Regions from separate parts of the Homo sapiens genome. Here region 2 is linked to region 1. A link is a loop called in an ENCODE intact Hi-C map of the cell type or tissue named here. Cell type or tissue: endothelial cell of umbilical vein. All regions are shown on one strand. Links, peaks and the distances in the headings refer to the core of each region. The heading gives the core; the rest is flanking DNA. Region 1 has its middle 78 kb from the start of MSL3. Region 2 has its middle 140 kb from the start of MSL3.

What was found. Hi-C counts contacts between places; a loop is a spot of excess contacts. Peaks named below come from ENCODE experiments on the same cell type or tissue, not always from the same donor. Only the 100,000 strongest peaks of a DNase experiment are listed, where the experiment ranks them.
Region 2: a loop joins it to region 1, with 2.2 times the contacts of the local background. A loop is called at or near these places in 3 of 110 quality-filtered maps.

What each region holds. Positions count from the first base shown.
Region 1 is chrX:11,827,726-11,843,891 of GRCh38, forward strand. It overlaps a transcript of FRMPD4 not described here. Among named protein-coding and RNA genes, the nearest start is that of MSL3, 78 kb to the left of the region's middle. In endothelial cell of umbilical vein, for the core only: no CTCF peak of the experiment used is centred there; no DNase peak of the experiment used is centred there.
Region 2 is chrX:11,892,107-11,908,272 of GRCh38, forward strand. It overlaps a transcript of FRMPD4 not described here. Among named protein-coding and RNA genes, the nearest start is that of MSL3, 140 kb to the left of the region's middle. In endothelial cell of umbilical vein, for the core only: no CTCF peak of the experiment used is centred there; a DNase peak (open chromatin) is centred at 7,265; H3K27ac peaks cover 1,291 bases.

The sequences.
Region 1 (16,166 bases), core at 6,702-11,701:
GAGCAAGGTAGTAGAAATTTTAAAACTTTAATGAAAATGCCAAAAGAGCTACAGATGCATGGACAGCGTATCAACAATGTATCAATCAAATTTATACTTAGTTGCTAGTAAAAAAATTATAAGAGAGTGGCTTAATTTATAGCTTTATTAAGTCCAGAGTGGGTAGTCCAGGGTTGTTCTGATGGCAACATGATATAAACAGGGACCAATGCTCCTTTGGCTTTCTGCTTTGTCATCTTTTGGGTATGACCCTAATCTTCCTGTTCTCAATATGGCTGTCTGCACTCAAGCCATCATATTTTTATTCTCAAACATGAAGAAGGGATAGAGCACAGTAAAGAAGACATATGCCAACTGTGTTATCCCCATTAAAATTGCCTTCCTGGAAGTCACCATTTGTGATTATTATAACCTAAAATTGTCCAGGAGTATCTAAAATGTTCCTAGTTGTAAGGAAGGCTAGAAATCTTGCTTGTAGCTTGTTACATTGTCCCTTCAAATAATCTCAGGTTTCAACTAGTACAAAAAAGAGAAAATTAACATTTAGTAGACAGCTAGTAGCCTCTGCAACATTGTATCATATATCACTGATCCAACTTCAGCAACTGCCCGCACCAGACTTTTTGATATATGAGAAAAGGAAACCTTTATTTGTTGAAGGTCCTGCTATTTAGGTATCTGCTATTTGCAGCTAACCATATTCCTAATTGAAACAATATGTAAACACTTAATTGGTGTTTAACTTTTAGAACTTTTAGAATGGGCTTATTGACCAGGCATCACAAATTCAAATATATTCAGAACTATACAGGCACTGTGAGTGAGTGAGAGAGTGGTTTGGAAGGGGGTGGGCCTGTCAAACTGGCAAGTGTGTGCCCCATCGAAAGTGGGCAAATGCTGCTGCTGCTGAACTGAGAGAGGTGCCTTCCTACAGGATTGCTAGCCCACTGTTCCGAGACAGCAAATTTCAAGAGAACCAGAAAGCTGGATCTTTATGCATGTTGCAAGGTCGCAGTTTTTTTTCACACCACAGAATGGATATGAAGAAAAGAATCTCATTATTTAGTCTGCAATTATGGCCTGCTCCCAATCTCTTCTGCTGCTGGTTCAAGGAAAAACACAACAAAACACCAGCAACACCTAAAAGTCAATCTTGTTTAACTGTTAGTCCACTGACAATTTTGGAAATGTCGATGGTGCAGATCTAATCTGAGAGCGAGCAGGCTCAAGCTCCATGAAGAGCTGATGTCTCAGTTGGAATCTGAAGGCAGGAAAGAGCCAACGTCCCAACTTGAAGGCAGCCAGGCAGGAGTTCTGTCTTACTGGGAGGAGGGTCAGCCTTTTTGTTCTACTCAGATCCTCAACTGATAGGCTGAGGCTCACCCACATTATGCAGGACAATCTGCTTTATTCAGTCTACCAATTTAAATGTTAATCTCATCCAGAAATACCCTCCTACAAATACCCAAAATAATGTTTGACCAAACATTTGGGTACCCCATGGCCCAGTCAAGTTGACACATAAAATTAACCATCACAGTGGGCTTTCAACTATCATAGTATATATAATATACTGGCAGAGATAAACTGATTGATTACCTATTGTCAGGCTATTATAGAAATCTATGAGGCTGGATCCTTGAAGTGTGGCCTTTGGAAAGCTTAAGAGAAATATAAAGTAAACTAGGAAAATCTTTTCTCAAGAAAATAAATAGTTTAACTAACTGTTGGATACTATGCTCACTATCTGGGTGACGGGATCATTTGTATCCCAAACCTCACCATCATGATATACACCCATGTAACAAACCTGCACATGTACCCCCTGAATCTAAAATGAAAGTTGAAGTTATTTTTAAAAAAGAATAACCACTAGTTTGGAAGGATTAGTGTCCTGCTTCATAAGTCTATTTTTGAAGATCAGAAGATGAATATTTCCTTAGATTCTGTCTCTGAATTTCCTCTGTAATAAATTCTGGTCTCTCTCCAGACAGGTGGATAACTGAGCATTCTAGGGTGAAGGTCATGTCACTGAGAAAGCAAAAGAATAAAGCACAATAGAAATATTAAGAAAATAGGACCTTTGTTACACATGAAATCTCAGTTTAAAATACAGGGAAACTCGTTCAATTTATAAATTTCTGTTTAAATCAAACAAAACTATATCGTCTTTCACTTAGGGACCAACAGTTTGTGACCCTTGCTGGACAAATTGCAGACAAGTTTTGTTACAGAATCAGGTTGGTGAGGACTGGGAAAAAGAGTTGGAGGAGAAGGGGAGAACATTACTGCTTTCCCTTATAAAGTGGAGAACCAAGAGACATTGCCTATGGTGCACAGAACATAAAATAGAAAAATAGAAGCATGTTTTAGAACGCTTAAGAATGCTGTCAGTGACAGCATTGACTAATGGAGGTCTTGATCTGGAGATATAACTATAATATATGTCTAAATATAAGTGGACCCTGAATATGAGTCAAACCATCATTTTCCTAAATGAGAAAGTTGGAAACAACTTTTCTTTTTTCAACTTGAATATACAACATTTAAAGAAAGAGTTGAAATAGCCAATGTCTACCTATGATATTTTAACTTTTAGTTATATATGTATGTTTTAAACCACATGTTATGTAAACTACACTGTTATACAAAATTGCTCTTTTTCACTCTCATATTTCATGATTTTTTTTCAAATGGCGACACATGCACATTGGCATTCATTTCTCCTTCATCTGGAGCCACTTGAAAACATAGTGCCATATTTGCTTCCACTAAGTTGTTTGACTACAGCACTTTTTGAATCTGAGTTTGATGTTGCCATTAGAAATTTTATCCTAATTTACATCTACTCATTAATTCGTAGTAAGCTCCACAACATAAGTATTTAATGTATTTTAATAAAGTAATTTTTTAAAAAAGCTTGTATGCAGTGGCATCCAGAACTGCTGTTTGAAGCCATTTCTCCAGAAATATTGACTCAATCTGTGTTAAATTTATTTACCCTCCCCCGTCATGTCAGATACCCTTTATAAACATCCAAATCTAGCTTTGATTGAGGTCATTTCAGGTTACTGTGTCTTCCCCAAATAGTAATTTGTCGTTTGAAATTAAGTAATTGAGAGACTGCTTATAATATGAAGGTCTTAATAAGGACTTTATTTTTTATGGGATAATTTTGAGCAAAAGTCTTGCCTTATATTTGGCTACATACGGACTTTTGGGAAGGGCTACTGGAAACTTGAGGGTAAAGGAAGTAGGTTAATTCTTCATCTCTAGTACCAGAAAAGTAAAAGAAATATCTTATTTTGATAAACCAAGAAATTGTCACATAAAGCACATACTATCTAGTGATACTGAGACAACTACTAGATGATCAAAAACCGGTGGTAGTTTCAGTTAGTGGCTTGTGGGGAGCCAGATTGGGACAGGGTAAGACTGAGTCAATAAATTGTTCTTCATTATAAAAGCACCTGAACTATGATATCTTATAATGAAAAAAAATTAAAACTTAAAGCGGAATATTACAGTCCAAATGAGAAATGAAGGACTGTGTCATTGGTAATGAGGATGGAAGGCAGAGGTTGGTTTTAGAGCTGCCTGAGGGTAGAGTTGATGGGATTTCATGCCTGGATTATGGCGGTTCGTGGAAAGGTAAGAATGCAAGATTACTTCTGTCTAGTCTCCCAGCTTTGGTGACTGGGTAAATATGATGCTGAGTTGGAAATGCATGAACAGGGGAGTGAACAACAATTAAATCCATTGTGAGCACATAAACTCTTAGTATCTGTGACCTAGTTAAGCAAAGATGAGTCTGGGGCTCTTAGGAGAGACACACATTTAGAGTTCATCAGCATATGAGTATAGATATAGCCATGGGACTGGATAGATTACCCAGCAAAGATGTTTCATGTAAGATAACAAGGGTAGGGATCGGGCTTTGGGAAAACCATCATTATTAGAAGGGAGAGAAGAGAATCCATTGAGAGAAAATGGGCCGGAGATAAATGAGGTCAATACCAAGAAGGGGAAAGTATCAAGGAAAAGAGTAGTAGCTGTTTTAGATATTGAAGGAATACCAAGAGAAATAAGGATGGGGAAGTATCCAGTTGATTTGGCAAAGTATTTTTTATTTTCTAAACAAGGCCATGAACTCCTTAAAAGATAGATCTTTCTGTCTGCAAACAGTTTAAAAGAACCTCTTGGGAAAATTATGACTTATGAGTGTTTAGTTGAAATAAACTGAATATCCTTCAAGAGGAAAATGACCTGGGCACAAACTAATGAATGTGCTTTTTGGCTCAGCTTGCCCATAGCCCTGCACAGTGGTAGCCTCACCAGCACCTAAACTGAGCCCCTGTTTTTGTCCTCCAGGAACTCAAGGTCACTCTGAGCCCTGCTTGCTTTCCTCCCTGGTTCTGTTACGTTATTGCTGATCCCTACCTCATTTTCTTCCAATGCCCATCTGTCTTGCAGGAGCTTCACATTTACTGGTGGTATACTCTGTTTAACAGATACCGGATTTGCCTCCAGACACTACTCTTTCTGATTCCCATGGATATATCTAATGGGCAATAACTATGGGGAGACAGACATCTCAATGCAAGGAAGACTCTCAGACAAAGTGATTCAAGGAGGTATTGAAAGAGTTAATCAAAGAGGCACCAAATTTCCATTCTCTGAGCATCATCCAGCACAGACGAGATGACCTTTCAGCAGTTGTGCTGCAGAGGAAATAATTCATCTATCAGAATTCATCCATTGGATGACCTTTAAAATACCTTTCTGTCCTAAGAGTCAATGGTCTCTTGATATCAAACAGAGCATAGAAATCAGGGAACCTCGGGGTTGGAAGGGGCTTGAAGAGGTCATTTGATTCACTTTCTACCAAATAAATATGTCCCTTCTACTACCTTATTAAAGAGGAGCATCCCCAACTCCTTTTTTAAACTAATAAACTTTAGTTTTTAGAACCATTTTAGGTTCACAGCAAAGTTGGGTGGAAAGTACAGAGTTCTCAAATATCCCCTGTCCCACTGCACACAGGCACAGACTCCTTCATTATTAGCATCCATCACCAGAGTGGTACATTCGTTACAATCAACCTACATGGACACATCATCACCCAGAATCCATAGCTTGCTTTAGAGTTCACTCTTGGTGTTGTACACTCCATGGGTTTTGATAAATATATAATGACATATATCCACTATTGTAGTATCACACAGAATAGGTTCACAGCCCTAAAAATCTTCTGTGTTCTGCCTATTCATCCTTTTCTCCCTACTAACCCATGATAACCCCTAATACTTTTACTGTGTCCATAGCTTTGCCTTTAACAGAATGTCATATAGTTAGAATAATACAGTATGTAGACTTTTCAGATTGGCTTCTTTCACTGAGTAACATGCATTTAAATTTCCTCCTTGTCTTTTCATGGCTTGATAGCTCATTACTTTTTAGTGCTGAATAATATTTCACTGGATGTACCACAGTTTCTTTATCCATTCATCTACTGAAGGACACCTTGGTTGCTTCCAGGTTTTGACAATTATGAATAAAGCTGCTATAAACTATAAACATCTGTGTGCAGGTTTTGTGTGGACATAAGTTTTCAATTCATCTAGATAAATACCAAAGAGTATGATTTCTGGATCATATGATAAGAGTATGTTTACTTTTGTAAGAAATTGCCAAACTGTCTGCCACAGTGGCTGAACCATTTTTCATTCCGACCAGTAAGGAATGAGAGTTCCTGTTGCTCCCCCATCGTCACCAGTATTTGATTTTGGATATTGGCCACTCTTGGCTTCTTTTTGAATGCCCCCCAAAATGATAATTCACCATGTCAGAAATTCAGGATACTTTTAGTGGCTGGGAAAAGTAGAGCTTTACAGGAGAGTAAGCTGAAATAAAGAATGTTTGCAGCCTCTCCACCTGGACACAGACAAGGTTCGGTGTGGGTTTTGGGCAGTGCACCCTCCTGCAGCAGAGAGCTCACCGAATATCTATTTCCTTCCCTGCATTTTGCAGCCTCTCTTATAGTTGGGTTGGAGCATGTGATTGAGCTCTGGCCAATGGGAATATGAGCAGAAGTGAAGCCTCACTGCAGATCGGGCTCACTTAAGAGCCTATGAGCTTCTTCTTTTTTCTATTTCTTATGTTCAGAGACCTTGGAGTACTCTGTGATCCAGATGAAACAGCTGTGACAGATATATGAGCTTGAGCCCCAGAAAGACTGTGTGGAACAAAGATCCCTCTGAACTGGGACATGCATCTTGAGTAAGAAATAATCTTTGTTATGTTAAGCCACTGAGATTCTAGGGTTGTTACCTCCACATAGCCTAGCCTTATCTGACTAGTACGCCTCTCTTTCCTGACCCTTAAGTTCTCTCTTGGCTCTTAGTCCTTTTCTCTCCATCCAGTTATAACTCCCTTGTGTGTCTGTGCTACACTTTAACTTCAGACCACTTAAGTTATATTTGGCAACCTGACCCATCTCAACAAGCAATCTATCCATGTCAATAAGGTTTTCCAAGGACCCAGTTCATTTCGGGGGGCTGATCTTTGTCTTTGGACTCTGTGGGAATCTATATGTTTATTTGTCTGTCCAGTCCTTCCGTTGGTTCTCCAATTATTTCTCAGAGTCTCACTGATACCAGCTGGTTCCAGTCTTGATCTCCCTTGATGACAGTACCCCTCACGTGACAATTACCACATAATACCACACCGTCTGTTTTTAGAAGAGTCTAAATGATGTCTTGGTTTTTTCTTTAGGTGAGCTTAATGTGCCCCATGAAAATTATCTTGTATTTATTTGGTCAACCTCCATTCTCTGGAGTTGTGAAAATATCTTCTTCCATGTGATAGACTTGCAGGTAGCTGAAGATGGAAAGCTGTCATATTCCTTCAAATTTATTATCTAGGGTGTCTGTTTTTATCCAGATGAATATATATGTATATAAAACAAAAGTGAAACCTTCTTAATAATAAGAAAGTAGAATGATGGAAGGATAGGTATTTTAGTACATCAATATAGTTATAACTAATATTACACATTTAACACAAGAGGAATGAACTTATTTAAAAAACCATAACACATGCATAGGCTGAATGATTATACCTATTATCCATCTGCTTTTTATACTTTTAGTTTTTTTGGTAAGATTTCACTTGGGGTTGAAACTTGGCAAAGCCTTAGTCTGACAGCAATTTATAAAATGTAAAATGTGAGAAAAGGAGAAAAGGATCTGTCATATTTTTTTAATTATAAAAGCTCAAGGCAAGGAATAGCTCCTTTATCTTCTTTTCCCTTTTATGAATTTGGGAAGTCACAAAAAAGGAAGGGTTGGGAGAATATAACCTTAGCACCTATCAGCTTTTTAAAAAACTTGCTCTATGAGTTAAAATGAGAGAAGTAACCACTGACCACTGACTTCATTACAGAAGTCAAAGAGGCCACTGTGATTTTAAAAGTACACTCAGAAGAGCCCATTCTGCCATGATATTTTCCTAGTGTCTCTTGTCTTCTAAAGCCAGAAAGACTACATATTTCTTTATAAGTTTGGAGGAGCTCTGGGAGCCTGTTACTGTCATATTGTTCCATTTAGCTCAAACGCATTTTTCTACCTAATCTTATCACTATCAGGCTTTCTCTCCCTCCTCCATCTCCTTCTTTCTTATCAAAGCATCCAGATAGCACGAAGGCAGCAGGACTAAGAGAACAGGTATGTACATAAATAGAGAGGATGAGAAATAAGCACGTACAACGTGGCATCATAGGAAGTGGAATGGGAGGTAGGGCGTTGGGATGAGCAACATTGAGCAGGGGTACTATAGGGTCAAGTGGCCTGAGTAAGAAGCCAGTTTGGCTTAGCCAGGTGACTACTTTCTCTCCTTCCTGCCTTCCCTCTTCTTTTTCCCTGATTTCTTTCCTTGCCTCCTGCCCAGTTACTTCATTTCCTCTCTTCCCTTTCAACCATTTTGTCCTTTGGCTGTTTTCCCCAGTTTTTATTAGTCTTCTTTCTGGTAACTCCTGCCCTCTTCCCAGTATTATCACTTGACATGCTGTGCAGGAAAACGTTAACAGAGTGGGCCTGACACTGGTATTTTTAAAAGGCCCCCTTTCAACTTTGCATTTGAAATATTCTCTAAGCTATCATAGGTTGTTTTGCCCATGTGGGGCACTAAACACCTGTTTCCTTCTGGGAATTTACTATTATAGTAGATGTGGCAGGTCGTTGTGCCTACATTATGATAGAAACTTTGGACTCTGAGTCTCAAGCAAGCCTCAGTGGAAAGAAACAGTATACATGTATTACTAGATATCATTGCGAGAGGAGGGAACACAGTCCTTTCTGGTGTGAGGGAGGGAACATAGGAAACCTGTGCATGGATTCCTTCAGACTCGTCCTGACATATCTTTTCCTCTTGGTGATTGCTGTAATAAGCTATAACCATGAATACAACTACTTACGGGGCCTGTGAGTCCTTCTAGAAATTGCTAAATGTGTGGGTGGTGTTGGGACCTCTGCAACACATACCAAAGCTAATGTTTTGCCTGGCCCATTTTTGTTAGCTTCAAAGTGGTATTTAAAAGGCAGATAAAGGACTACTGAGATTTTTCCTTGTGAAAATTATTATTATTTCCCATTGGAAAGAGACTTATTTTAAAATTAGAGGTGAGGGTGAATGGCAACTACTATGTACCAGACACTGTGCTAAGTGCTTTATATGCATGTGTCATTTAAACAACTCTGTGAGGTAGTAATTATCACTCCTACTCTGAATGTGAGGAAGTTGACTCACCAAAAATTACAAAGATGGGAGCTAGAGGAGGCAGGGCTTCAGAGGTTTAGTTCAGTTTAACAAATATTTACTGAACAACTAGTATATACTAGGCAACATGCTATATACAAGAGAAAATGATAAATGAAACATAGAACAAGCTACAGAGTTGTTTAGGGAGGAAACAGACAGATAAACCCAATTGTTATGCTCTGATGAAAACTATGCCTGGGGTGCTATAGGATTTGAATCTAAATCTTTCTGATGGCAAATGTATGCTTTTTCTTCTTAGTGTTCATTATTGCTATACCCTGCCTTTCAAAGGAAATGCACATGAGGAAATTTAAAAGTTCTATTTCATTATTCTTATTAGGTTTTGAAAGCTAAGAGAAGTATATGTTCATGATAAAAAGGTCTGACAGTTCAAAAAAGTGCAAAGTGAAAAGTCAAAATCTACGTCCTTTTTCAACAGTTTCCTCCATTCTATTCCCTCATTGGAGCCACTTTTCTGTTTTCTTATTGTCCTACTCATTGCCTAATACTGTAAAATATCAAGTAAAAAGATATGAGCCCCAAAATATCTAAATTTAATCCTTAAAATAACAAATCACTTTCCTCATAGCCTTTCTGGGCAGAGTTTAAGCATTCTGAGGGGCCATGGCCATGTGGGACTGAATTTGCATTTCTGACTATGAATTATATTACTGACTATGAATTATATTTTAGTTTATATTTCAGTTCATTTTTAAACTGAAAAAGAATTGTATTTCAGTACATTTCTTTTTCATTAAAAAATACTAGTTGTCAATTCTTTAAGATAGGAGTCTTAAATATTTATGTTGATGTTGAATTTTGAGAAAATTTTTTTGGAATGTCCTTATATTCAGTTTTTCCAAAAGCTGAGATGATACATTTCTTCTACCTTTGATCCAAAAAAGCTTAGGTTCCTAAGGATGTGGTAAAAGAATCATGCAACAAAAATAGATTCATGTTCAACTACTGCAAAAATACGTAATAGTGGATAGAAATGATACATTTTTATCAAGAATAATAGAGGGCATGATTCATGTTAGGACTGGAGGGAATCTTAGAGCTCACCCAGTGTGTCCCCTCGTTCTGCATGTCAGACTCTTCAAACTGCTAATCATGAAAAGCAGAAGTGAATAGTAACTTACAATGAGAATGGAGTTCGTTTGTTTTTAAATTCTAGAGGCTATTTTTGTTTGCCCCTGGATGAGTTTTCTTGTGTATGTTTAAGGAATTTGTAGCAGTACAAGCTGAGTAATTAATAAGTAGAAAATCCACTATAGTAGATCTGATTTAGGAGAATCGCTCAGTCTCACCAACCTTATTCCTATGAATTTAAAGCAAATATGTTCACTTCAAATTAAATCATTAAGAATCTAGCACAGATTCTTGACCTATATTCTAAGGTACTCTAAATTCCATGGGGAATAAGACCCCCAACATGAAAAATTAGAAAGCAATATCAGAGCTCAAATATGACACACAGACAAAAGATGCTATAAGGATATTCACATATTTTTATAAGTTGAAGACACTTTTTTTTACATTTGGCACCTTGTCTAGATTGATACCACAAGTGTTCTTTTCTAATAAAGTTAATGCACACATCAGAACACACCACAAAGATCTGCTACATATTTACAAGGCACCAACCCTTTCTCATCTTTAATGTGAATTATGCAAATCAATGAAAAGCATATCAAGATCTCCCCACCCACAAAAAAACTGTAATATAAATATATACTTCGGTTCAGTACAATTCATGAATAGATGGCCTGGGAATAGCAAAATAATCCAGATAGCTCTTACAGTATCGAAACTGTAACCATTTAATAGCTGCCTTCAGGATTGGTGTATTGTGCAAAAGTTATTATTCTGGGGGTAGGAATCAAAATGGCAAAAACAAACCATATAAAATGAAGAAGATATTTTCATTGTTTGTAAAATAAATATTTTACATTAAATTTACCCAAAGGTTTTCTTTTTGTATTTTTAGTGAACGTATAGAGTTGTGTAACTATCATTTCAGTCTTAGTTTAGAATTTTTCCATTACCCCCAAAATTTCCCTTGAGCCCATTTGTAGTCAATCCCCACCACTATGCTCCCCACTTCTGCTGCCACGAGGCCCAGGTAACCACTGATCTGCTTTCTATATCTACATATTTGTCTTTTGAAATTTCATATACATAGAATCGTACAATATGTAGTATTTTGTATCTGGTTTCTTTTATTTAATGTCATGCTTTTGAGGTTCATCCATCTTGTAGCATGTATCAGTAGTTTCTTTTTCTTGCTGAATAATATTCCATTGTATGGATACACTACATTTTGTTTATGGAATCACCAGTTGATAGATATTTAGGTTATTTAATTTTTTACTATTATAAATAATGCTGCCATAGACATTCATATACAAGTGTTTATGTGGATATATGTTTTCATTTCTCTTGGGTAGATTCCTGGAAGTAGAATTGCTGGCTTGTATATTCAGTTTAAGTTTAAATTTTAAGGAAACTGACAAATTGTTTTTACAAAGTAGCTGTATCATTTTACATCCCCATCGGTAGTATATAAGGGTTCTAGTTTCTCCAAATCCTCACCATATTTAGTTTGTGTTTAAATTTTAAGGAAACTGCCAAATTGTTTTTACAAAATAGCTGTACCATTTTACATCCCCATCAGTAGTATATAAGGGTTCTAGTTTCTCCAAATCCTTACCAACACTTGTTATTGTTTCTTTTTTACTGTAGCCATTCTAGTGTGTGTGTCATGGTATCTTATTGTGGTTTTTATTTGCGTTTCCTTAATGACTAATGGCATCCTTTCATATACTTATTAGTTATTTGTATGTCTTTTTTGGTGAAGTGCCTATTTAAGTCTTTTACCCATTTTTAAAATTGTGTTGTTTGCCTTTTTATTACTGAGTTGCAAGAGTTCTTTACATATTCTATATAAAAGCCCTTTATTAGATATATGATTTGTAATATTTTATTCTTTTCTGTGGTTTGTGTTTTAATTTTTTAATTGTGTCTTTGAAGTGAAAAATATTTTAATTTCAATAAAGTCCAATTTATAAGTTGAAGGTCATGAAGAGTTTTTTCTGTTTTCTTCTAAAAATTGTTTTATAGGTTTAGTTCTTACATTTAGGTCTAGGATATACTCTGAGTTAATTTTCATGTGTGGTATGTGGTAAGCCGCTAAGTTCCTTTTCTTTCTTTCTTTCTTTTTTCTTGTTTTGCAAATTGATTCTCAATTTTCCTGGCACCGTATGTTGTAAAGGCTGTTTTTTCTGTTTGTTTGTTTGTTTTTCTCATTGAATTGTCTCAGTGCCTTTGTTGAATGTAACTTGAACATAATTGAAAGGGTTTATTTCTGGTCTCTCAATTCTGTTCTATTGGTCTATATACCTATCATATGCCAATCTCATATTCTTTAGATTACAGTGGTTTTACAGTAAGTTTTGAAATTGGATATGTAAGTCCTCTAACTTTGTTTCTCCTTTTTCAAAAATATTTTAACGCTGCATTTCCATATAAATTTTAGAATCAGTTTGTCAATTTCTATAAAACAGTGTGATGAGATTTTAATAGGGATTATATTGAATCTGTAGATCAGTTTGGGGAGAAATGCCATTTTAACAGTACTGAGTGTGTCAATTTATGAATATGGAATGCTTCCCTATTTGGTTAGATTTTTCCCCAATTCTCTCAGCAATGTTTTGTAGTTTTCAGTGTACAAATATTACACTTCTTTTGTTAAATGTATTCCCAAGTTTTTATTCTTTTATATAATATTGTGGATGAATTTTTTTAATTTCATTTTTATTCATTGATAGTACATAGGAATACAATTAATTTTTTCATGATCTTGTATTTTGTAAACTTGCTAGGCTGGTATGTTAGTTGTAGTAGGTTTTGTGTAAACTTTAGGAATTTTTAACATGTGGAATCATATAACCTCAAAATAATTGCATGTCTTCTTTTCTAATCTCTCTGTATGTGAATATGTGTTTAGTCTCATTGCACCAACTAGAACCTGCAGTACAATTTTGAATAGAAATGGCAAGGATGTTCATCCTTGTTTTGTTCTTAATATTATGTTAAAACTTTCAGTCTCTAAGTATGATGGTAGCTATAAGTGATTTTGTGCCCTTTCTCAGGTAAGGAAGTTCCTTTATATTTTTATTTTTTATTTTTTATTTTTTTTTAATTTTATTATTATTATACTTTAAGTTTTAGGGTACATGTGCACAATGTGCAGGTTAGATACATATGTATACATGTGCCTTGCTGGTGTGCTGCACCCATTAACTCGTCATTTAGCATTACGTATATCTCCTAAAGCTATCCCGCCCCCCTCCCCCCACCCTACAACCGTCCCCAGAGTGTGATGTTCCATTTCCTGTGTCCATGTGTTCTCATTGTTCAATTCCCACCTGTGAATGAGAATATGCGGTGTTTGGTTTTTTGTTCTTGCGATAGTTTACTGAGAATGATGATTTCCAATTTCATCCATGTCCCTACAAAGGACATGAGCTCATCATTTTTTTTATGGCTGCATAGTATTCCATGGTGTATATGTGCCACATTTTCTTAATCCAGTCTATCATTGTTGGACATTTGGGTTGGTTCCAAGTCTTTGCTATTGTGAATAGTGCCACAATAAACATACGTGTGCATGTGTCTTTATAGCAGCATGATTTATAGTCCTTTGGGTATATACCCACTAATGGGATGGCTGGGTCAAATGGCATTTCTAGTTCTAGGTCCCTGAGGAATCGCCACACTGACTTCCACAATGGTTGAACTAGTTTACAGTCCCACCAACAGTGTAAAAGTGTTCCTGTTTCTCCACATCCTCTCCAGCACCTGTTGTTTCCTGACTTTTTAATGATTGCCGTTCTAACTGGTGTGAGATGGTATCTCATTGTGGTTTTGATTTGCATTTCTCTGATGGCCAGTGATGGTGAGCATTTTTTCATGTGTTTTTTGGCTGCATAAATGTCTTCTTTTGAGACGTGTCTGTTCATATCCTTCGCCCACTTTTTGATGGGGTTGTTTGTTTTTTGCTTGTAAATGTGTTTGAGTTCATTGTAGATTCCGGATATTAGCCCTTTGTCACATGAGTAGGTTGCGAAAATTTTCTCCCATGTTGTAGGTTGCCTGTTCACTCTGATGGTAGTTTCTTTTGCTGTGCAGAAGCTCTTTAGTTTAATTAGATCCCATTTGTCAATTTTGGCTTTTGTTGCCATTGCTTTTGGTGTTTTAGACATGAAGTCCTTGCCCATGCCTATGTCCTGAATGGTACTGCCTAGGTTTTCTTCTAGGGTTTTTATGGTTTTAGGTCTAACGTTTAAGTCTTTAATCCATCTTGAATTCATTTTTGTATAAGGTGTAAGGAGGGGATCCAGTTTTAGCTTTCTCCATATGGCTAGCCAGTTTTCCCAGCACCATTTATTAAATAGGGAATCCTTTCCCCATTGCTTGTTTTTCTCAGGTTTGTCAAAGATCAGATAGTTGTAGATATGTGGCGTTATTTCTGAGGGCTGTGTTCTGTTCCATTGATCTATATCTCTGTTTTGGTACCAGTACCATGCTGTTTTGGTTACTGTAGCCTTGTAGTATAGTTTGAAGTCAGGTAGCGTGATGCCTCCAGCTTTGTTCTTTTGGCTTAGGATTGACTTGGCGATGCGGGCTCTATTTTGGTTCCATATGAACTTTAAAGTAGTTTTTTCCAATTCTGTGACGAAAGTCATTGGTAGCTTGATGGGGATGGCATTGAATCTATAAATTACCTTGGGCAGTATGGCCATTTTCACGATATTGATTCTTCCTACCCATGAGCATGGAATGTTCTTCCATTTCTTTGTATCCTCTTTTATTTCATTGAGCAGTGGTTTGTAGTTCTCCTTGAAGAGGTCCTTCACGTCCCTTGTAAGTTGGATTCCTAGGTATTTTATTCTCTTTGAAGCAATTGTGAATGGGAGTTCACTCATGATTTGGCTCTCTGTTTGTCTGTTATTGGTGTATAAGAATGCTTGTGATTTTTGTACCTTGATTTTGTATCCTGAGACTTTGCTGAAGTTGCTTATCAGCTTAAGGAGATTTTGGGCTGAGACGATGGGGTTTTCTAGATATACAATCATGTCATCTGCAAACAGGGACAATTTGACTTCCTCTTTTCCTAATTGAATACCCTTTATTTCCTTCTCCTGCCTAATTGCCCTGGCCAGAACTTCCAACACTATGTTGAATAGGAGTGGTGAGAGAGGGCATCCCTGTCTTGTGCCAGTTTTCATAGGGAATGCTTCCAGTTTTTGCCCATTCAGTATGATATTGGCTGTGGGTTTGTCATAGATAGCTCTTATTATTTTGAGATACATCCCATCAATACCTAATTTATTGAGGCCTTTGACGAAATTCAACAACGCTTCATGCTATATTTTTATTTTACTGAGAATTTTTGTCATGAATAGGTGGTAGATTTTGCTAAATACTTCTCTTATCTACTGAGATGATCACATGGTTTTTTGTCCTTTATTCTATTATTATGGTGCATGAAATTAGTTGATTTCCAACATGTTATATATACTTTCTATTCCTAAGCTATATTCCATTTGGCTATCTTGTATAATCCTTTTTACAAGTTGCTGAATTTGGTTTGATTACATTTTGTTAAGTATTCTTGCATCTATGTTCATGAGGAATATTGGTTTGTAATTTTTTGTGTATATGGTATTTTGGCCGCTTCTCTGTAGTCTGGAAGAGTTTGTGAAGGTTTAATGCTATTTTTTTCTTTAATGTAGAATTTTTGGCTCTAGTATATCTCCTTTTCCTACTCCCTCTTTTCTTTACTATTAGTGTCACATATATTGTAACTCTATATGATATAAATCCTACAAAATAGTGTTATACTTTTTCTTATGTTCTTTAAAGAAGTTTAAAGAAGAAATAAGAAAAAATATTTATAGTCTTTGATGCTTATCCATGTATTTAGCATTTCCTTCCTTCTTTCCTTTCTTTTCTTTCCTTTTTCTTTTTCTTTTTCTTTTGCTCTGTCACTCAGGCTGGAGCACACTGGTATGAGTATAGTTCGCTGTAACCTTGACCTCCTGGGTTCCAGTGATCCTCCTGCCTTAGCCTCCCAAGTAGCTGGGACTACAGGCATGTATGACCACATCCAACTTATTTTTTATTTTTTTGTGGGTCTTGCTGTGTTCACCAGGCTGATGTTGAACTGCTGGACTCAGGTAATTCTTCTGCCTTGGCCTTCAAAAGCACTTGGGATTTCAGGCACGAGCCACTGTACCTGGCCTTTTAACATTTCTTATGCTCTTCATTTCATCCTGTGGATT
Region 2 (16,166 bases), core at 4,551-9,550, 62 kb after region 1:
ATATGTATATAGGTGGGGATAGACAGATTTTTCAAGTGCTGTTTAGTTGGTCAGAAATGACGCTGCATTTTTATTTTCCTGGACCAAACTTCCCTTTTTCCTCCCTCCCTTTCTTTTCTTCCTAAATTCTTATTTTGGCTTTGATGTCAAAATCCTGCCTCGGAGCATATCTATAGGCGGCTTTCATGCTCACAGAAAAGAGTAAACTGGCTTGAAACCCAAGGCCCTTATCAAGTGAAATGACAAAGCATTTCTGCCGTAAAGATGGTCTTTCAACAATTCAAACTAAGCACCAGGACAGGCATTTCACAGTCTTCCTAGGGTGAGTGAGTGGTCTGTGGGAGTGGAATCCCTCTTGATCTTGTCCTGTTGGAGACCTTGAGGTCTGATAGCCACCAGCTCCTTCACTCCCGCACATCTGGAAGGAAGACAAGATGAGCAGAAAGCCATAGAATCAGTACATCAAAATCTGCCGGACAGGAAATGGAGTTACCCTGCTCAATAATTAGGTTCTGAGATCATGAAACTGAGGGGAATCGTTCACAGTTCAAGAAAGGGCAAAGAATGAAAGAAGTCTAATCTCCCATTTCCTAGGGGTCTGCTGCTTTTGGTCAGAGTCTGAGAGAGGCCAGCAAGGAATAGATTGCTCTCTTGTCCCTATTGTATCCTGTGTTTCCTGAAGGAATGATTTTATAACAAGAATTGGGAACATAATCTATTCTCTCAGAAGTGAAGCTTGGGATGGGTCTCAGTCCTGAGATTTGCTTCACAATCAGTGAGAGCTTTCTCGATATACGTATACCCGGACGTCAAAATTAAAAGAAAAAAATTCTTGGGGGTTACATCCTAGGTTTTTTTATTATTAAGTAACCTTGATTATTTTATAATAATTTTGGATTTACACAGAAGTTGCAAAGATAGCACAGATAGCTCCTACGTATCCCTCATTCTGTTTCCCCCATTGTTAACACCTTTGATTTTGATGGTACTTCGGTACATTAGTGTTCACTAAACTGCAGTCTTTATTTGGATTTCACCAGTTTTTCTACTACTTTATCTTCTGTTTCAGGATCTCATCCAGGATGCCAGTTTGCATTTAGTTGTCATGTCTCCTCAGTCTTCCCTGGTCTGTCAGTTTTTCTGTCTTTCCTTGTTTTCCATGACCTTGACAGTCTTAAGGAATACTAGCCAAGATTACATTTACTTTATAAAAATTTCAAGTAGATTTTGATTCAGAATAGCACTGCTGTTAAGAACTCCTTCCTGTAGAGACACTTGGACCTGAATTTTGGCTTTGAATATAAGTTTTGCCTGAATTCTTAAAGGTTTTAAGTTAAGATTTCTTACTGCCTATCAAGTATCTCTGACATTTTGGTGACTAATAACCTTTTTTAGTTAGGAATGAAAATGTATCTTGGCTATAATATAAGCCAATATAAATTTGAAATTGAGATTTGAGCATATCAAAATACATTATATGAACGAGCACTTTATATAAGAATCTTTGGCTAACTAAACTTTTATGGCTTTAATAAGGGCAATAATCACAATTACTGAATGCTAACTATGAGTGAGGTACTGTCTTTGGTGAGTTAAATGTGGTAAGGTACTTAACTCTGTGATGGCCTTGGATGTATCAATTTGCCTAGGTGCAACTACCATCCAAGGATTCCCTTCTAGGGAATTCTTTTTCCAGTTAGGGCAGGCTAAAAGGGGCAGTCCCTAGAGAGTTAGAGAAGGAAAAAGAGGCAGTGACCATTTTGTAGCACACACATCTTGCCCCAATTATTCAATCAAATACTAATCTATATGTTGTTGTGAAGGGATTCTGCAGGTGCAATTAAGATCCATAATGAGTTGACTTTAAATTCATCAAAAAGGAGATTATACTGGGTGGACATGACCTAATCAGCTTAAAGACCTTTAAATGAGGGTTTAGGCTTCCCTGAGTTAAGAAATGCCTGTGGACAAGCTAAAACTTGTACCCCTGAGCCTGCAGCCTGCTTGTGATCTTCCCTTCCTGACCACCTGCACTCTGAACATTGGACTTGATAAGGAGCCTTCACAATGACATAAGCCAATTCCTTGTAATAAATCTATTTAGTATACATATTGTCTGGTTCCGCTGCTCTGGTTGAACCTTGACTGAGGGAAACTCTCATCATATGAGAGTTATTCCTTATTCCCATTTACATCTAGAGAAACTGAAGCACAGAGAAATTAAATAACTTTCCCAAGATCACATGATCAGTGACAGTTTAAATTCAAAGTCATGGTGTTTAGTCTCCAAATAGGGCTCTTGATTGTTATATTATACTGGCTCTTGCATAGGCATTGGAATGTACAAATGAAAGAAGCCAGTAACAACCATTTTAAAAATGATTAATCCAGAGCAGTGATTTTTATCCTTGGCTGCACATTGGAATGTCTTGGGGAACTATAGAAACCCAGTGCCCAGGGTGAATCCCAGTTACATCGGTTTCTCTGGGGCTGGGATCCAGGCATGTTTTTAAAGCCTCCATCAGATTCCAATGCATAAAAAAAATTCAGGAATCAGCGCTTTAGACTAGAGCAGCATGTCTCAAATTTCAATGTGTGTAAGACTCACCTAGAAATCCCGTAGGTTTTAACTCCATAGGTCTGGGTTGGGGCAGAGATTCTGCATCTGTAAGAGGCTCTTTCCAGGTAATGTTGATGCTGATGGTCTAGGAACCACACGTGGCTAGCAAAGCTCTGGAGTGTGTTTCAAAGTGAAAGATAATTTAGAAGAGGGGACAGACTGAAAAAGAAGAGTGTATCCTTGGTTGCAAATAATACGATATGGAGTGATCTACATGCGGCAGATAGGGGAAGGCATTGGAGACAGACCAAGCAAGTGGAATCACCTGTCTAATGAGGGTTATCAGTAAAAGGTCTTAGAGCCTCTTCCCAGAAATATGTGCTCCAAGGACCAGAAAATATCCCAGAATGGTTGTTTTCAACAACATGATTCTTGCTCTTGCTTGTACAACAGATTACAGCAGAGCAGTTTCTTAATAGGAGCACTTATTGACTTTGGGACCAAGTGATTTTTTTGTGTGGGGCTGTTGTGTGCATTGCAGGATCTTTAGCAGCATCCCTGGCTTCTACGCACTAGATGCCAGTAGCAAGTTACAACGCCATCAAGTTGTAACAACAAAGATGTTTCCAGGCATGGCAAAATATGCCCTGAGGGACAAAAATCACCTGCAGTTAAGAACCACTGGAATAGACAACGTTAACACAGGGCTGTTGCACTGAAGTCCAAGATCAGGGCTTCAGAACATTAATGAAAACTGTTAGGAAGAGTGAATGATGGAGCCAATCATTACTCTGGTAAACAGGGAGCACTTGATCAAGGGGGAGAAGGAAATGAGGGGGACAGTGAGACTTAGGTTCATCCAATATAACATGCATTACCTTATTAAACTCAGCAAATTTTTTTTGAACTTCAAAATTCAGCAGTTAAATGAGATGGAAATGGGACTCCCCCTGCTGCTGCTGGTAACATTGCAGAGACAAGGGGATGAGAAGATAAACTGTTGTAACGTGAAGGTTCGTTTACATTATGTTAAGACTGGGGATGTCTTCTGCCTTTTAGTCTTCCATTAGCTGCCTACCTGGGGCCTGTGTGCCAAGTTGTTCTAGAAACCTCTCAACCAGGTAATAGGTAGAGCTCTACCTCACATAAGTTGTTTTCTTCCTGTAGCTGGGTCAATGTTCATGGTTCTGACATAGTTGTATAAGCACCCTGAGATTTTATAGTTATTTTAAAAGTCACTATTTATATTTGAACCTGAATCTGTTTCCCAGTATTTTTTATCCCCTCTCATCAAGCTACTCTTTCTGCTTTGGATGACTATATAAGGGCTCAAAGATTCTTTCCTTCAAAGGAGCTGTCCCTTGTGATACTCTTCGATGTGATTTCTCAATTTCAGGCTTCCAGCCATTGAGTTCTGAATGATTTCCCCTGTGTAATTGCACAGACACCCTTCTTGAGCTCTTTAGGCTATCATAGTTTCAGATAATTCAATTAGCTTTCCTAAATCGTAGAGGCATATTGAAGTATTTTAAAGAAAAAAAAAATAATTCAAACTCAACCACATGACTCGTTTTCACCTGCAGTATTCTTTCCTTATCTTTTCACCCCCCGCAGTGCCCAACTGTGGTGTTTGTAAAGAGGCCAAGTTACTGTGATCTGAATGTTTATGTCCCCCACAAAATTCAGATGTTGAAATCTAATCACCAATATAATGGTGTTACGAGGTGGGGTCATTAGGAGGTGATTGGGTCATGAGGGTAGTGCTTTTGTGAATGGGATTCGTGCCCTTATCAAAGAGATCCTAGAGAGCTGCCTCTTCCCTTCTACCATCATGTGAGGACACAGCAAGAAGGTGCCATTTGTGAAGCAGAAAGCAGGCCTTCATTAGACACCAAATCTGCTGGTGTCTTGACCTTGGACTTCCCAGCCTCTAGAACTGTGAAAAATAAATTTCTGTTGCTTATAAGGCACCCATTTTGTGTTGCTTTGTTATAGAAGCCTGAATGGACTAAGACATCAATGTAACATTAGGAGTCCTTGCGTAGTTCATGTCAAGTGACCATAGCAGTGAAATGTGCTTGGGGCTGAGCCCTGTGGTCCATGGATTGGGCCAATGAGCCATTCCCCAAAGAATGTTTAAACTGGTGTTTCTCAAACCAGAAAGGTGTCCACGAATCCCCTGGACATCTGATTAAAATGCAGATGTTGATTCAGCAGGTCTGGTACAAAGCCTGGGATTCTGCATTTCTAGCAAGCTCCCAGGGGATGCCAATGCTGCTGGTCTCCAGAACAGACCACACTTGGAGTAGTGAGGACTTAAACTGGTCTTGTGTTTGGGGGTTTGGAAGCTGCTAAATTCAGTATCTGAATTAATCTGAGTGTAAATTACTTAACATTCACCTCACTCTGCTTTCCTGAAAAACCTTGATAATTACCATTCCAAATTCCTAATTTAAAATCTGGTATGGAACATGGATGAATTACAAAAAAAAAAAAAAAAGAAAGAAAAAAAGCATGCTGAGCAAAACAAGCCAGGCACAAAAGAGTACATTTAATATGATTCCATTTACATGAAATTCTGGAACAGGCAAAACTAATCTAGAATGACAGAAATCAAATTAGTGGTTGCCTGCTGGGGTTGGTGGTGGTTGTGGGGTTGTCTAAATTTGTTAGGGGTGATAATGGTCCTTATTTCTTAGACATAATACTGATATATTTACGAATAAATGGTACAGTTCCTGGGATTAACTTCAAAATAATTAGCTGGAGAAAAGGGTGGGGGTATGGCTAAAACAGAAGTGACTGTGTGTTAGTAATTGTTGAAGCTGGGTGTTGAGTACATGGCCCTCATTGTATTATTCTCTACTGCTGTATTTATGTGAATATTTCCAGAACACAAAATATTTTAAAAAGTGGTTATCAGTTGGAATGTTTTCTCTGATGATTAAAGCTTTTTATGAATGTAGGAAATATTGTTACCAAAGACTGCTTTTATTCATTCATTCAGTATACAATCATTGTGTACCATGTGTGCCATGGATTGTGCTAGATAATGGAGATAAATCAAGGAATAAAGTCGAAAAACCTCCTACAGTCCTGGGGCTTGCATTATAGTGCAGAAGACAGGTATAACTAATGAACAAAATCAATAAGTAAATACATTGCATAGTATGTTAGACATAAGTGCCATGGTAAAACCGGGGCTGGCTAAGGGAATTGAAAGGAGAGGAAGGCTGGGTAGGAAAGGCAAGGGCTCATTGAGGAGCTGGGTGCTCAGGGCAGGGCTCCCTGAAAAGATGACATTTGCATCAAATCCAGAAGGAAATGAGAGGTTTAGCCCATGCAGATAAATGGGGACAGAGTATTCTAGGCAAAGAACAACCAGTGAGAAGGCCTCATGTAGGAGCAGTTCAAGGTTCCAACACCAAGGAAGAGGTCCTCATGACTGAAAGGTGTGTGTGTGTATTGGGGGTATGGGGGGCAGGCAGGAAGAGAGGCAGTCAGGGCTGGATGGGTCTAGATCAGTGATTGTATTGACATTGGCTTTTCCTCTGAGATGGAGGTGCCCTGGCGGTTTTAAGCAGCTTGGCATGGGGCAACCTGACTGCTGTGTTAAGAAGACTCTATGGACAGGGGTGGAAGTGAGGAAAGCAGGCACTCACTTGGTCTGTCCCAGTGTCTTCTCTCAGGTGCTGCTTGTAGATGGCTTGGTATCCTATTATTTGCAATTGAGCATACCCTCCTCTTTATCAGTCTGTCTCCTCTCAAACATCCTTCACTTTGAAACACACTCTAGATGCAGTCCCTGGACCAGTGGCAGCAGCATCACCTAGGAGGAGCCTCTGAGCTGCTCCATCAATAATCCAGGTGAGACCATAGAAATATATAGGTAAGTGAGGTGATGAATATGTTAATTAGTTTGATTTACTCATTACACATTTTATGCATGTATCAAAACATCACATTGTACTCCATAAATATATACAATTATGACTTGTTAATTTAAAATAATATTAATTAAAAAAGAAAAAGATAATAGTAATTATCCAGATGAGAGAATATGGGGGAGTCAGACTAGGTGGAAGCTCTGGAGGTAGGGAGAAGTAGGATTCTGGAACTATTTTGAAAGTAGATCCAGCAGGATTTCCTAAGTGATTGGCTGTGTGCTATGAGAGTCACAGAGAGTAAAGGATGTCTCCAAGGTTTGGGCCTGAATAAGTGGAAAGATGGACTTGCCTTTGCAATGAGAAGACAGCTTGGGGTGTCTGAGTAAGGGCTAAAAGGTTGTTTCACAAACTCTCCACCCTGCAGTGAACATAACATTCAACTTCCTTAAAGCCAGACATTATGTTTGTGCAATAGCTCCCTAAAAACTACGAAATGGCTTTTCCATCAAAGCAAATTTGAAAAAGTATTGAGAAATACAGAAAGTCTGAACTATAAATTTGTAGGGCATTTTGTATGATGATAGTAGCTAATGGCAATATGCTCTATATTCTTCTCTGTGGCATCCTAATTTGTCATGCCTAAAATGCACCTGGGTGATTGAGAATGTATTTGCTTCCTTTCAGGAAGTGGCTGGTGACTATAGCAAGAGGAATGTTGCAGAATAATTTGTTATTACAGAAGAAAATGGGTGAAAAGTTTATGGCAGACTAAAACCTGACATCAATCCTAATCTTATTTTTACTTGCTGTGACTCACGAGTGATGTTGACTTTTTTTTTTTTTTTTTGCAGCTGACACTTTGTGCTGCCAACCTCCCTTTCATTTATTTGCGTTTGTTTTTGCTTTTTATTGTTACCCCAGTGACATCTTTCTCTTTCCTCTCATAGAGAGAAGGATTAAGATTTAAAAGATAATATAATATGAACATGTTTATTTAGCCATAGACGCTGAGTCCCCAATAATATTTTCATTTTTATAAGGAGTTTTGAATATAAGGACACATTCATTTAAAAGGACTATTACGTGAAAAATTTTCATGGCTGACTAATGGGTTGGTTTCTGCCAACAATAATGAGCATAATTTCAACTGAACAATATTGCTGTTTTTCACCAATTCTGTTATTCGCCATCAGTCTAGCATCATACTTTCTTCAATCATTTTCTGCTATTACAATCTGAATGTAATACAAAATACTGGGTATTAATGTATTATCCTAATGCAGTCTTTGGAAAAATACTAAATTTGTGATTCAGTGGTCCATACTTCTGAACAATGTTTTTTCTTTCAAAACTTGTTGATTTTATTTTTATTTATCACCATTGCTATACCCTATAGGTATAAGATTTGGTCGCTCTACACAGTTGACCTTTTTTCCACAGCCCCTTCTGGAGATGTAACAGATAGTTTTAGGTCTCTGGGCCTCCCTATGCACAGGGCTTACTTGGATTGGTGGAGTTATCCGGGGGTCTTTTGGTTTTGATTTCATTTCTTATTTAACATGTGGTAACAGACAATTATTGTTGGCTTTTTCCCCTCTCTTATGCTTTCTTGATTGGGTGATAGATGTTTCAGAGGATTTTTTTTTTTTGTCTGAAGAAGGGGGAAGGAACAATTTATATCCTCATAGTTGTCTTGTGTACCTGGTAGGGCAAGAGAGTGAACACAGAAGGGCATTGGTTTAGGGGAAGAAGACGGAGACAAAATGGGAAGCGGGGGCTTCATAAAGGGTATAGGTTGAGGAAAGGTTTTTGCCAGGCCAGGACAGGATAGGACTCTTGGGAGAATGTATGGGGAAGAAGAGAAGGAGCATGGGTAGGGTTATCTGACCTGGCAACTGTTTCTGTATTTGCACTGGCAAGGGGTCGTCCCCTCTTTCTTTTCTTCTTCAGCACTTGTGGCTGATTCTTCTGCTCTTGTGGTTGGTTGGTCCATATCTGTGCTGAATGTCTGTGGTTTGTCTGTAATCTCAGCCATGTTGAAGCCTTCTAGTGGTCTGTCCCAGGGAGCTCCCCCTGCCTATATATACCCTCCCCTAGGCAAGGCAAAGACACACTCTTAAGCTGTGCTTGGTCATCCAGGCACTGCTGCAGCCAATGGTAGCCCTGGAGTGTCTTGGACATCATGAAACACAACCCCGACACCTCCACTGGTGGTTGGGTGGTAGTGGGGGGATGCTGGAGAGGCTAAGATGCTGTGATTGGAGAAAGGGGGTTTCTTTAACACCACATAAAGAGCTTTCCCAAACTGACTTGCCACCCCCTCCTCTTCTCATATTCAATTCTGTTGACCCCCATCGCAGAAAGAGGGTGCTTCCTTCAAGTTGTTCCCCCATGGCCACCACATCAGTGGTTCATTCTTTTCTCTCCCACCCTTCACCATTATTTAGTATTTTGGATGTCTTGCCTAAAATCCCTCTAAGGTAATGTGGCCATATTTAAGTCTCTGTGGCCATGTGAATCATCCTACTTGTCCCTAATTTGTGTGCTTGTTTTGATTTATTTCAATAGTTTTGGGGGTACAGGTGGTTTTTTGTTACATGAGTAAGTTCAGTGGTTATTTGTGAGATTTTAGTGCACCCATCACCTGAGCAGTGTACACTGTACCCAATATGTAGTATTTTATCCTTCACCCCCTCCCAACCTTCCCCTTCACTGAGTTACCAAAGTCCATTATATCATTCTTATGCCTTTGCATCCTCATAGCCTAGCTCCCACTTATAAGTGAGAACATATGATATTTGGTTTTCCATTCCTGAGTCACTTCACTTAGAATAATGGCCTCCAGCTCCTTCCAAGTTGCTGCAAAAGACATTATTTCATTCCTTTTTATGGCTGAGTAGTATTCTTTGGTATACATATACCACGTTTTCTTTATCCACTCATTAGTTGAGGAGACTTAGGTTGCTCCCATATCTTTGCAATTGTGAAATATGCTGCTATAAACCATGCGTGTGCATGTGTCTTTCATATAACTTCTTTTCCTCTGAGTAAATGCCCAGTAGTGGGACTGCTGGATCGAATGGTAGATCCACTTTTAGTTCCTTAAGGAATCTCTATACTGTTTTCCACAGTGGTTGTACTAATTTACATTCCCATCAGCAGTGTAAAAGTGTCCCCTTTTCACCACATTCACAACAGTATCTTTTTTTTTTCTTTTTTACTTTTTAATTATGGCCTTTCTTGCAGAGTAAAGTGGTATCTCATTGTGGTTTTAATTTGCATTTCCCTGATGATTAGTGATAGTGAACATTTTTTCATATGTTTGTTGGCTGTTTCTGTATCTTCTTTTGAGAAATAAATGTCTATTCATGTCCTTTGCCTGCTTCGTGATGGGATTATTTGTTTCTTGTGGATTTGTTTGAGTTCCTTACAGATTCTGGATATTAGTCCTTTGTTGAATGTATAGTTTGTGAAGATTTTCTCCCACTCTGTGTGTTGTCTGTTTACTATGCTGCTTATTTCTTTTGCTGCGTAGAACATGCTTCTGAACAGTTTTCTATAGGTCAGTTTCAGGTCTGTCAGGAACTGACTTTAATGCTTCTTTTTTGCTTTTTTCATCAAATTGTAAGCAATTCTCTATGAAAGATGCAATTTGACAAATTATTAAATTGCTGTCTTTGTCAGCTTGGCTGCTATAACAAAATGGCACAGACTTGGTGGCTTAAACAGCAGACATTTTTTTTTCTCACAGTTCTGGAGGCTGGAGAGTCCAAGATCAAGGCACCAGCAGATTTGGTTCCTTGTGAGGGCTCTCTTCCTGAAGCACATGGCCACCTTTGTGCTGTGTCCTTACATGGCAGAGAGAGAGCTAGAGAGCAAGTGAGTGAGAACGAGAGAGTGAGAACCCAAGAGAGCACTCTGGTCCCTCGTCTTCTTCTTATAAGGATGCTAATTCCATCGTGGGGACTCCAGCCTTATGAATTTATCTATTAATAAACCTAATTACTTCCCAAAGGCCCTACCTCCCCTCCTCCAAATTCTATCACATTGGGGGTTAGGACTTTAATAGATGAATTTTGGGGCGAAACAGTCCATAATCATAGCCTTTCAGTAAGATTTGTCAAAGAACTCTCACTTCAGGAATTTTCTCTGTGGCTGCTCATACTTGGCATGGGAAATAATCTCTTAGAATGGAATCGAAATGGAAATGGTGGGGGCCTCTTACCTCCATTTCATCCAATATGAGGTAGAATTCTCAAAAGGAACATGAATGGCAGAATAAAGAGCAAACGTGAGGGCAGGAAGACTTGTTGGGAACTTATTGCAGTAATTTGGGGGAGTGATGATGGAGGCTAGGACCACTGGGCTGGTTGTGGGGTTTTAAGAGATGTGTAGATTGTGGATATGTTTTAAATATAGGACTAACAGGATTTGCTGAATGATAAATATATGGTATGATTTACAGATAACTCCAAGGTTTTTGAAGGAAACTGAGGAAGGCAGAGTTTGGCAGAATGAAGTGGCATTGAACAGGAGACAGCTGTCATTCTCCGTTTTGTTCACAGTCTTTGAGTGTGATTACTAGTCTAATCTACCACTGGACATTTTCCAAATCTTTCCAGTAAATGAAAAATGCTGGGAAAGGGAAATGGTATGTGTTTTTGTGTCAGTATTGAGCATAGGCTTTAACCCCCAAATGGAATATGTTGCCCTGGCTTTCTAAACTATAATATTTTCTATTTTAATATTTATGCTTAGGTAATACTTTTATTGAAGAACAAATTGCATCAAACTTTGGCTGAAGACCAGATTAAAGCAATTCATTTTTATATACAGTTTTAATTCCTTGAGCCAGAACCTCAAAATATTCAGTGTAGATAACAAATAATGAGGCTGATTAATAAACTACATAAAAACACATCCTTGATTCTTTATAGCCCTACTCTTCTCCAATTTCATTTTCCTCAAATTCCATATTTTAAATTCCATGCTTTATTTGTTTGAAGTCAAGACATTTTTAAATTACAAACTTAAAAGTCATCAAATTATGTCAGAAACCCAATATTCGAATCATAGTTGTAAATTTAGATTATTTGTTCTCCATTGAAAATTCCATAGAAATTTCTCATTGTAGCCCTTCAGCTAGTAAAGGGCTTCTTTTGTCTTTTTAAAAAATGACTTATTTTAAATCCTCTATTGTTTGATTTCTAATATGTCCTGCTGGGATTTTTGTTTTTGATTTTTTAAGACAGGGTCTTGCTGTGTTGCCTGGCTAGAGTGCAGTAGCGTGATCATGGCTTACTGTAGCCTTGACCTCCTGGGCTCAGGCAATGCTCTCAGCTCAACCTCCAGAGTAGCTGGGACTACAGGCATGTGCTGCCAAACCTGGCTAATTTTTTAATTTTTTTTGTAGTGATGGGGGTCTCACTATGTGCCCAGGGTGACCTCAAACTCCTGGGCTCAAGCAATCCCTCATCTCAGCCTCGCAAAGTGCTGGGATTATAGGCATGAGCCACCATGCCTGGCCTGACCTGCTTGTTTGAGTGTAATATTGCAAATGTTAAGTGAAATAATCAGGATATTGTAGAAGCACTGCCAATTTATTTTGAAATAATCACATTTATCCCCTCTGTCTCTTTCAAATGGACAGGTGCATATGGTCATCATCGGGTTTAAAGCATTGCTCTTTTTATTTCTTACGATGTCTGTTTCAAGAAAAGCCAGGCAGAGCCCTCCATCATGAAAGGTAGACCTCATAAAGTGCTGCCTTTACTGAATTCAAAAAAATCAAGGAGAGACTTTGCCACTAGGCTCAAAGCTAAGGAAGGATATGGGTATACGTCTCTTTCATCGAGTCCTGTTTATCCTTGATCCTCTTAGATGAAAGGCAGGGGACGTTGTTAAAATGTTGGCTGCAAGAAAGGTGAGAACTTGATTTGGGTTTTAAATTTACCATTTTGTTTTGTTCTACCAACAGTGAGTCAAGTGGTTCTATATGATTAGCTGAAACAAACATTGAGTTTCCGGTCTTGTTCCTTGCTTTCACCCTTCTCAGGAAGCAAGCCAGAATTGACTCTGCATTGGCCTTAACCTCCAAGACTCATGTGAGATTAATACTCATCAGCCACCTTTTAAGAATATCAGCAATTACCATACTAGGACAGCATCATTATTGATCCTTTGATTGCTGTTCTCACTTTAATGTCAAGACTCTGAAGCCTTGACCTTGTACTCATAGCCCTTGAGCTTTTAAGAGATGATTATTTTTAATGATACAACAGTATTATTGACATGTAGGAATCTATTTTGGTGATAATAGAAATAGCTCCAAATAGCAAGAGTGTGGTTTTTAAAATTACTTTCTGTGGCAGACACAGTTGTTTGTATCCACAAGGGCATTTCCCCTTCTTCTTTGCTACCAGGAACTTGATTTTGTTTAGGTGGTAATGTGCACAGCCCAGAGGATGAGTCTAAATCAGTTGTCTAAGCTGGTGGTGTAAATCAGTGCATGGCAATTAAATGTCCCTTGGACAAATACTCCTTTTTCCAGCCCCTCTTGCAAATTAGGTGGCCATGTGACTTTTAGCCAATGAGACATATGGGCAAGACTGCTGGGGGAACATCCAGGAAATACTTTATTGCCCGACAAAAGAAAGTTTGGAAGGATACCTCCTCCGCACTGAACTTTCCCTCTTCTTCCTTCCCTGAATGTGATTATATGTGATTCCCAGATCTGCAGTAGCTATTTTGAAACCATGAAGTTACAAACCTAAGACAAAATGCTGAGGATGGCAAAGTTGAAAGAAAAAAATGAGCCTGGGACCTTGGTGATATTGTTGATCTGAGATATTAAACCAGGAATTCCCTATCTTCTTTTATTTTGAAATAATAAAATATATTTATTGTTCATGTCATTGTTAATAATTCTATCCCTCAACAAGAAATCTTCCTATTTGAGTCAGCTTCTGTTGTATTTTTCAGGCAAATCATCTACTTACTATACTTTGTAGAAACAAGCATAGCCTATTAGAAAGAGCCCTCAGTTAGCCCAGATTTGGGCTCTAGTCTCAGAACACTTATATTTGAATGCCTACTTTCATAAGGTACTGTGATATATATTGGGGGTATTAACATTGATAACGTGTGCTCCTAACCCCAAAGGATCTTATAAACAAGTGGGAGAGATTGACTTTAAATAGATAATTTTGATACAATGAATCAAGTATAATAATGGAGGTATAGACTAAAAAAGTTATGGGAGCAAAAACTGGGGTCATGGACTCCATTTTATGAAGCACACAGAAAGTTTTTGAACGGACAATACTCTTTTAAAAAAGTTTAATGAGGTATAACTTACAAGCAATAACATCAACCAATGTGAAATGTAAATTTCAAGTATAATTCTATTACAGCCACAAAATCAAGATATGAAACATTTACATCACTTTAAAGAGCCAGTCTTCTCCCCAAATCCCCTGATCTTGACAAACATTGACCTTCATTCTATCACATAGTCTTGCCTTTTCTAGCATGTGAAATGAATAGCTTCAGTTTCCCTTCATTTTATTTATTTATTTATTTATTTATTTATTTATTTATTTATTTTTCTTTTGAGATGGAGTTTCATTCTGTCACCCAGGCTGGAGTGCAGTGGCGAGGTCTCAGCTTACTGCAAGCTCCACCTGCTGGGTTCATGCCATTCTCCTGCTTCAACCTCCCGAGTAGCTGGGACTACAGACGCCTGCCACCATGCCTGGCTAATTTTTTGTATTTTTAGTAGAGACAGGGATTCACCGTGTTAGCCAGGATGGTCTCGATCTCCTGACCTTGTGATCTGCCTGCCTTGGTCTCCCAAAGTGCTAGGATTACAGGCGTGAGCCACCGCACCCGGCCCAATTTCCCTCCATTTTCAAAGGTAGTTTTTGCTAAGATATAGAATTCTTGGCTGACAGTTTTTTTGTGGGTTTTTTCATTCTGAATATATTGTTTCACTGCCATCTAGCCTCCATTACTTCTGACAAGTCAGTTTTTTATTGTATTTTTTTCACTGTATATAATGAGTTGTTTTTCTCTTGATTCTTTCAAGATTTTTCTTTTTCTATGGCTTTTTAACAGTCCAACTATGGTGTTTTTAGGTGTAGATATCTTTGTGTGTCTCCTACTTGGGGTTTCTTAAGCTTCTTGGGTCTATAGGTTAATGTGTATTTTTAAACTTGAGAAAGTTGTAAAAATTATTTCTTGAAATATTCTTTTTTCTCCTTCTTTCTTCTTCTAGCACTCCCATTACATATAGGTTGGTATGTTTGATATTGTTTCATAAGTCTTCAAGTCTCTGCTAAATTTTCTTAAATTTTCCTCTCTGTTGTTCAAATTGGATAATTCTATGGATCTATTTCATGTTTACTGATTCTTCTGTCTTCTCAGTTCTGCTACCAAGTCTGTCTAGTGAATTTATCATTTTAGTTATTGTACTTTCCAACTCCAGAATTTTCACTTGGTTATTTTTAATATTTAATATCTAACATTAATATTAATATTTAATATTTTAAGCATCTAATAATTAATGTTTATATTGTTATATTGATATTTCCAACTTCTTAAGTTATTGTGATCGTATTTTTTTTTAATTCTTAAACATGGTTTCCCTTAATTCTTTTAACCTGTTTATAACAACTGCTTTAAAGTCTGCTGAATCCAGTAACTGGACCCACTCAGAGTCCATTAAAAAAATCAACTCCTTCTGTTTCCCTGAATATGGGTTATACTTTCTTATTTCTTCCTCTCATTATTTTTTGTTGGTGTTATTGAAACCTGGATAGAAGGCTGGATATTTTAGATATTTGTCTTAGTTCAGGCTGCTATAACAAATTACCATAGACTGAGTGGCATATAAACAACATACATTTATTTCTCATAGTTCTGGAGTCTGGAAGTCCAATGTGAGGTTGCAAGCATGGTTGGGTTCTGGTGAGAGCCCTCTTCCAAGTTGCAGACTGCCATCTTCTTATTTTCTTATGCAGTGGAAAGAAAGTGAGAAAGCTCTCAGGAGTCCCTTTTATAAGGGCACCAATCCCATTCATGAGAGCTCCACCCTTATGACCTAATTACCTCACAAAGGCACTACCTTCTAAAACTATCATATTGGAGATTATGATCACAACATATGAATACTGAGGGGACACAAACATTCAGTTCATTGCAATAACATATTGTAGAAACTGTGGGTTCTTGATTTTTTCCCCTTAGTGCTGTTGTTTTTGCACCTTTTTTTCCCCTGGGTTTTATTTTGTTTCGTAACTTGCTTTGCTTTAATCTGTGGAATATTTTCCACCTCTTCCTTACTCCCCAAGTTTGTGGCTGTAATGTGGCTCTTCTTTCCTCCTCTTCCTCCTCCCTTTTCCTTCTTCCTTCTCCTCTTCTTTGTCCTCCTCCTCTTTCTCCTCCTCTTCCTACTGTGTCCTTCCTCTTCTTTTTCCTCTTACTCTTCCTTCTCCCAGCTTCCTGTGGGTCACCCTTTTGTCTGTATAGCTTAGTTGTCAGCCAATAATTAGACAGAAACTGTGCTCAAACAATTTATGCCAGTAAAGATTCTACTTTCTGCTGACTGCTCCGTGTGTAGGTCCGTCACTTTCAAAGTTTAGGCGTTTTCAATCATCTTTAATTTTTTGCTGGATCCTCTTGGGTCTTCCTTGCATGTGCAAGGAGACTTGCAATCATCC